2 separate regions of the Homo sapiens genome follow, and region 1 is linked to region 2. The links are chromatin contacts, found by Hi-C in ENCODE. All regions are on one chromosome and are shown on one strand. The core of a region is the stretch at or near the end of the contact, and the rest is flanking DNA. Distances in the headings are between cores, read along the strand shown. Region 1 overlaps RARB (retinoic acid receptor beta). Region 2 has its middle 54 kb from the start of NR1D2.

Region 1 (3,833 bases), core at 827-3,326, 1.6 Mb before region 2:
GAGGGTCTTTTTATGATCTGCTAGAACTTCATTCGTCTTTTATGCAAGCAATAACTGATACAATTGCTCCTTTTGATAACAGAAAATTATGCAAACAATGCCTCCCAGAGGCTATCCTTATTTTACACCATTAAAACATTTTTACTTTGTGGAAAAGCAGCTGAGATATGGTGACGTTTAAATATGATGTCTTAGTTTCAGGAAATAACAATTTACAAAGAGAAGTTCCTGATGAAAGAAGTGTATCTTGAAAAAGACAGGTTGATGGCAGTTACCCACAAACAGAGGAGTTCACGATGTGCAGTGACTATTGACAACTAGATTTAGCAGCACTCTGTCCAGTACAATACCCACTAGGTAGCTAAATTTAAATTTGTTAAATAAAATGAGAAAAACAGTGCCTCAGTTGCATAAGCCACACTTCAAGTGCTCGAGAACCTCTTGTGTCTGGTGGCTACTGAACTGGACAGTACAGATTATTTCTGTAATTGCAGTAAATTCTATTAGATATCACTAGTCTAGTCATCTATACAGAATGATAGTATTATGTTAAACAGCCTCATTTTTAAAAATCAAAGATACCGTATTCACAACCACACTGGTATCTGCTGTTTACTTCTACTCTTAATTCCATGCAAGGATGAATTCAGAATGCTCATCTAGGAGACCTCTTAGAAGGAGCTCGAGTTAAGACTGCTTGTCAAACAAGTTCCCTGTGCTTTTAAGCACTTTCTGAAATACAGAGTTTATTCCTTGGCTAGCAAACATCTTCAGAGACAGAGTAAGTAGTCTGATGGGGAAAGGAGAATGACAATAGCCCATTTGGTACCAGGGATAGCTGCTGAGTTGTCTCTCTACATAGAAAAACCTTACTGTTAAACACTCAACTGTGATATGGATCTAGGCACCTCTATTAATTGCTTGAGTTGCTACATAAACAGAAAATCACTAGGCAAAGAATATACCTCTTAGGCAAGAATTCCTTTGCTTAGAAGTGTGCAGAAGAAAATCTGCCTATATACAAAAGAGCAATGGCTAAAGTGATTGAGAGAAACTTAACAAAGGTTTAGATATTCAAGAAAAACTGGAGTCAAGGTAACATAAACCAGAGATGTGTAGAAAGCTGGAATTAAATGTATGAACCTAGAGAATTAGCCTGTTTTAGTACATTCTCTTGAAAACAATGTTTTTCTAATCAGTCATGAATTTTAAAGCTCTCAATCGTTAAGATAATTGAATAGGGTAAGATTTGAGGTGTTTTTTTTTTTTTTTTAGAGGGGGGAGGGATAGTATTTCCTTTTGATTTCAATGAGAAATGAGTTCCAAGACTTTAAAAGCAGCCATTAAACATCCTGAATTGAATAAAGCAACACAACCTGGTAAGGCCCTCAAGTCCACTGTGTGACTACAGTACTGAGAGCACGAAGACATACCTTTAGCACTGATGCTACGGAGATCTGTGATTTTCATTAAGATCTTTGGAAACATGTGAGGCTTGCTGGGTCGTCTTTTTCTGATATAAATTTTTAGTGCTTCCAGCAATGGTTCTTGTAGCTTATCTACTTTTGTCGGTTCCTCAAGGTCCTGGCGGTCTGGATACCAGGAATAAAGTATTAAACAAAATCAGGATTTATGCCCTTTTCCCCTCTTCCTTGTTTCCTTATTCCTACTGTTATGAGTTCATTAATTTGGTAATTCAATTACATACACAAATTTGCAGACTTATGCAGTTGCTTTAAGCAGTGATACTTGAAAAACAAAAAAAAACTGCCCCCCCTTGGTAGTATAAACATTTTGATGCCTGGTTGCTTTTGTCCCAGGGAAAGAATTACCTCCTTTGACCAGAAGGTGTCACTACCAAACTGAATTAAAACAAATCTTGAGCAGGATGGTTATTTTAGCATAAAATAAATCTGCTCCTTAATTAAAACCATTACTTTTTAACCACTTACGATTCAGCCTCCTATAGGCCAGTAGGGGTCACTACAAAGAAGAAAGCTAAATTTTATCCCAGTCCTGCAAGGGTTGGTGGGAGGGCCCAGCCAAATACTTGTATGCCTACCCACTAGATAACAAACAGCACATACAAGTCCCTTGTCATCATTCAAATGTCCCCAGACAATTCATTTTATAATAGTGTGATCCTGCCTTTAAGAAAAAAAATCTGTGGCAATTGGAGTAATAGCTTTTTGGGATTTCTTTCTGAGCAGAAGGATCCCAAATACCATTAGTTAATTTGTAACAACATGGAAAAATACAATGAAACCAGGCATGTATGCCTGGCTTTATTCACATGTTTTCCCATGTAAAACAACTCCAAAAGGGAAATGAGGAATTTTTCACAAATTACAAGTATAAACTGTTCTTCATGGAATTTCATGAGGCTTTTCTACATAGTTGGTACCTCCACAGATTAAGCAGATGGCACTGAGAAGGCCTGTTTCTGTGTCATCCATTTCCAAAGGCAGGAGCTGGTTGGCAAAGGTGAACACAAGGTCAGTCAGAGGACCAAATCCAGCATTGTGCATCTGAGTTCGATTTAGGGTAAGGCCGTCTGAGAAAGTCATGGTGTCTTGTTCTGGGGTATACCTGGTGCAAATTCTAAGAATCTGGAAGGAAAAAAAAATTGATGGATGTTCTAAGCCATCCTGTCCTGAAATCATCAATCAGATGTAAGCAGGAAATAACATGAAGATTTCCAAGGAGCTCTTGGGGCAGTCTGTCCCCCTTTCACATGTTGAATGTCTTCTTTAGCTCTTTCATTAAGAGACTACAGAAGTCAAAACCCAGGGGCTAAAGTTTTTTAGGAAACACTAAACAGGACATAAGAAATTTTGAGAAATATCTTTTTAAAAGTAATTCATTACTTGACTCAAATAAACATTTACTGAGTGCCTAATTATGTCCCAGGCACTGTGCCAGGTGCTGGAGATAAAAAAAAAAAAAGATGAATAAGATTCTATTTTTTAAGAGCTTACAGTCTGCAATAAATGACAATTTATTAAATGCATAGTATATATCAAGTTTTGTACATACCCTACATTCAATCTTTCAAACAGCTTGGTAAAGTGAATATTATTCTTATTTTACAAATGAAGGACTTAAGGCTCAGAAAGGTTAGGTGATGTGCCCAATGTCACATAGTTAACATGTAACTGAATCTGACTCAAACCCAAGTTAGGCTCTCTCTCCCATGATGCCTCTGATCACACGGTTACACAGGCAGCTGTAATACAAGGGACATGAGTGAAACCAGCAAGGTACTAGGGAGTTCAGAAAAAGGAAAGCTCAGAAATAGCCAGGAGGAAATCAAGGGCAGATCCATAAAGAGGTAGCATTTCAACCGAACCCTAAAGTGTAGGCAGGATTTCTACAGGCAAAAAGCCTGAGTCACTCTGCCAGAGTCTCCCAGTCCCACCCAGTGTATGCTTGACACATAACCCTGTTGGCCCCCTGGGGCGCTAGCTACTAAGGAGACTCTTGCTCACTGCCCTGTGCCTCTAGGCCTCACTCAGAGCAAAACAAACTAAAAATGCCTTGCTTCTGTAGATACTCAATCCTGGTTCATGTTTCCACTGCCCTATTAAGCCTAAATGCTGGTAAGGAGCTCCGTGCATTGCAGAGCACTTCCCCACCCAGAACCACATTTCTGCACCGACAATAAAGGGTCTCTGCTGACCAGGTTTCCATACTTGACTTTTCTCTCTGAAAAAGTTTCAGAGCTGCTTGAAGCACAGAGAGAAGTAAATCCCACCTGGACAAAAGTGAATAACTCAGGAGGTTGAAGAAGTTGAAAGTTTTTCCCAGATAATGGCATTCAATTTGACTGGGTA
Region 2 (3,849 bases), core at 428-2,927:
TGAAATCTGTGAAATTCAATGAATCAAACTGTGGTGAACATTTTGAAGTCCTCTTGTGTAGTGCCACCTTTGCAGTCAACATACTTGGGTTTAATTTTCAGCTTAGCCATTAGCTAGCTGTTTGCCTTTCAAAAGTTCCCAACCTCTTCAAGACTCAGTTTCTACATCTGTTGAGTGGGAGAACAAATCATACTTTGTACAGTCATGGGGAAGATTAAGTGAGAAGATTAAGAATGTAAAGAGCCATAGAAGCAAGTATATACCAGGTGTTCAACAAATATCTGCCCACTTGGTCCTCCTCTTCCTCCTCCTCCATTCATTAAATATCTGATTCTGACCATATATAACTGCAGGAGGATGAAAACCAAAGCCATAACCATAACCAAATCAAATAGAAAACTTTTTCTGCAAAAGTATGTCAGTGGTTCTCAAAATCAGATCCCTGGACCAAGAGCATTAGCATCACCCAGAATTTGTTAAAAATGTACATTTTATTACCTCACCCCAGACCCACTAAACCAGAAATTCTGAGAGTGGGACCCAGCAATCTATGTTTTAAGAAAGTTTGGCACCATTGATACACACCAATGTTTCCGAACCACTTGTATGATAGTTCTTTCATTGCATCAATTTAATTCATATATTACATAGACTGTGGCTAGGTCTAAACAATCAATCTAACAATTGCTCATTCTCTTTTGTTTTATAGAGTGCCTTCAGATTAACTTATTCTGATTAAATCTCTCTCCAGGAAAGAGTAAACCAAGTAAAATGGTGTTACATTAAAAACGTTACAGAAAAAAGACTAGCTAAGCTATTTATGTGATACAGAAAGATAAATGTAGAGAAGTTCTTCTTGAGAAAACTATTTTAATGGCCAAGTAGAGAGAGTGAAGCCTAAATTGGAAGCATTATCCCTAATCCCAATAGCAGGTTAGCACAAGTGACCCTTCAAAAATCCAACCATTTTCACAATAAATACTTTTTTCTTTTAATTTAGCTGTTTCTATTCCAATCCCTTTAACTAAAGTTTAATTACTAATTCAGCTGTCCTGTATTCCTGACCTGAAATTTTTGGAAACTATAAGGCAATTTTGATTTAGAAACCAGGCACTTGTCATTAGGTGCAAACGTTTACGTGCTGAAGACCTCAAACTATTGAAAGTTACAAAACAAGAACTGGGTGTGGGTTGGGCAGCTGAAACCAATTATGCAGATTTGGCATCTAAAGAAAATGGTACATCTGAATACTTAGAATGAGTCCCAATTATATTCCAGTTGTTTTCATTTTTTCCAATTGCTGCAACACTCCTCCACATCCCTCTCCCAGGGCGGTACTCCTCCATCCTTGCTTGCAGATGATTTCAATTGTTTTCCATTTTTTTAATCTTCTCTTTTATCTCAGATGCTTTTCCTTCCTTCCTCATTTCATCATTTTTTTAACAAGACAGTCATGCATCTGATGATTCTACAGATGCAGGGATTTTTCTTCCTGTCCTTGAAGTGACAGCTTGTCTTTCCCCTCAAGTGTCTTTGTCGCAATGCCTGATAAACTGTTTATTTTTCCTAACGGCTTTCCTTTTTAGCCTGAAAAACAAACATTAACCAAAAACCTCCTTGTTTCACTAAATTGTCACTTTCAATGCAATCCCTGGTGCTGGAGCGCCGCCTGCTGAGTAAATGAGAATTAGCAGGTCATAGTGCCTTTGGTTTAGCAGCAGAAAAAATAATGGGCCATTTTATCATCAACAGATTCTTCAGAAATGACTGACTGGTGTAACATTCTGGATATTGTTCCTTCCCCAACAATGCTGCTGAAGTCATTGTACATTATTTATAAGAACCCAAAGTATTTTTAAAACTGCTTATTTTAGGCTGGGCGCGGTGGCTCACGCCTATAATCCCAGCACTTTGGGAGGCCGAGGCGGGCGGATCATGAGGTCAGGAGATCGAGACCATCCTGGCTAACACGGTGAAACCCCGTCTCTACTAAAAATACAAAAATATTAGCCGGGCGTGGTGGCGGGCGCCTGTAGTCCCAGCTACTCGGGAGGCTGAGGCAGGAGAATGGCGTGAACCCGGGAGGCAGATTTTGCAGTGAGTGGAGATCAGGCCACTGCACTCCAGCCTGGGTGACAGAGCGAGACTCCATCTCAAAAAAAAAAAAAAAAACCTGCATACTTTAGCACCATCTACTAAAAACTCAGCAAAATGTCCTCCATAGAATAGGTGCTCAATAAAAACTTGTAGATAGCAGTTTATTAATATCATGTGAAAACATTTATCAAACTGTATTTCAGTTGTCTACTTCTCTTTCTCCCTAAAAAACCGTAGGGCTCCTTGAGGGGGAAAAAAACATACACGTTTTTTTAAAAAACCTATATATTGGCCGAGTGTGGTGGCTGACACCTGTAATCTCAGTACTTTGGGAGGCCAAGGCGGGCAGATCACTTGAGGTCAGGAGTTTGAAACCAGCCTGGCCAATATGGTGAAATCCCATCTCTACTAAAAATACAAAAATTAGCCGGGCGTTCTTGCAGGCGCCTGTAATCCCAGCTACTCAGGAGGCTGAAGCAGGAGAATCGCTTGAACCTGGGAGGCAGAGGTTGCAGTGAGCCAAGATTGCACCATAGAACCCCAGCCTGGGCTACAGAGAGAGACTCAGTCTTTAAAACAAAACAAAACAACAACAACAAAAAAGATATATTTCACTGTAGGTATTCAAAATACATTTGAAGAATACTGATTAAATAATTCTAAATATTTAATAGTCATCATCTCTAGCGCCCATTATGTGCTAAGAACTGTTCTAGCTATTCAACAAACATTTTCTCTAATCCTTAAAACCTGCCCGACAATTTTTGGAAAAAGCTCATCAGCTGTAACTTGACGTCCCAGCTGAACGCAAAACCCTCATTTCCAGGGCTTCTCTGTTACTCTGACACATTCTTTGCACCTGGTTTTTCAGAAGCTTACATTTTATTTTTTTTTTGTTTTTGTTTTTTGTTTTTGTTTGTTTGGTTGGTTTTTTTGTTTGTTTGTTTTTTTGAGACACAGTCTCACTCTGTTGCACAGGCTGGAGTGCAGTGACGCGATCTCGGCTCATTGCAAGCTCCACATCCTGGGTTCACAACATTCTCCTTCCTCAGCCTCCCAAGTAGCTGGGACTACAGGTGCCCGCCACCATGCTTGGGTAATTTTCTTGTATTTTTAGTAGAGAAGGGTTTCACCATGTTGTCCAGGCTGGTCTCGAACTCCTAACCTCAGGTTATCTGCCCACCTCGGCCTCCTAAAGTTCTGGGATTACAGGCCTGAGCCAGCGCATCCAGCCCGGAAACTTACATTTTCAACAGTAGCTTGAGACATTTTCCTGTCAGTGGTCCTTACACAAGGTGAGAAATCATGCACTGACAAAAATTACAAACCCAGGTGTAGTAGATGAAAGAAATGGCCGCCAATTCTTTCCCTCCTTGTACCTACACCCTAGTAATGTGACACTGTAACTCCTTCCATCAAGGAGTAAAGTGTTTTTCTCCCCTTCTTGAATCTGGACTGGCCTTGAGATTTTCTTGGGCCTATACCTCAAAAAACCTTGCATGCGTCTGTTCTCATGCATGGAACCCTGAGCTGCCATGAGAATGAGCTAGCATGGGAAAGAGTGAGTGATCACATGGAGAAAGACTGGCCATCTCAGCCGAACCCATGGTCAGTCAACCCAGCCAAACTATCAGCTGACTAGAGACACATGAGCAAGTGCATCCAAGACCATCCAAACTCAACCTGGACCAGAAGCTCTTCCCAGCTTATCCCAGCCCAAATTAAAGAACAACCTTCAGAATCGTTAGCTAA

What was found. A loop is a pair of places that touch in the nucleus more often than their neighbours do. Pooled maps may share reads with other maps.
Region 1: a map of B cell shows a loop between it and region 2 (33-fold over the local background). The contact joins two enhancer-like sites. A Hi-C loop is called at or near these places in 10 of 168 maps with a recorded cell type or tissue (B cell, CD4-positive, alpha-beta T cell, CD4-positive, alpha-beta memory T cell and 6 more), 1 of 37 single-sample maps with no recorded cell type and 16 of 50 pooled maps.

Annotation. Positions count from the first base shown.
Region 1 is chr3:25,592,279-25,596,111 of GRCh38, reverse strand. It overlaps RARB (retinoic acid receptor beta), which reads right to left. Exons shown (of 8, transcript NM_000965.5): 6 at 2,405-2,609; 7 at 1,434-1,592. Among named protein-coding and RNA genes, the nearest start is that of TOP2B, 71 kb to the left of the region's middle. Within about 2 kb of position 2,076, at least 3 of the 41 ENCODE cell types and tissues checked have a DNase peak (open chromatin) inside an H3K27ac peak, as active enhancers do.
Region 2 is chr3:23,996,944-24,000,792 of GRCh38, reverse strand. No RefSeq gene overlaps it. Among named protein-coding and RNA genes, the nearest start is that of NR1D2, 54 kb to the right of the region's middle. Within about 2 kb of position 1,677, at least 3 of the 41 ENCODE cell types and tissues checked have a DNase peak (open chromatin) inside an H3K27ac peak, as active enhancers do.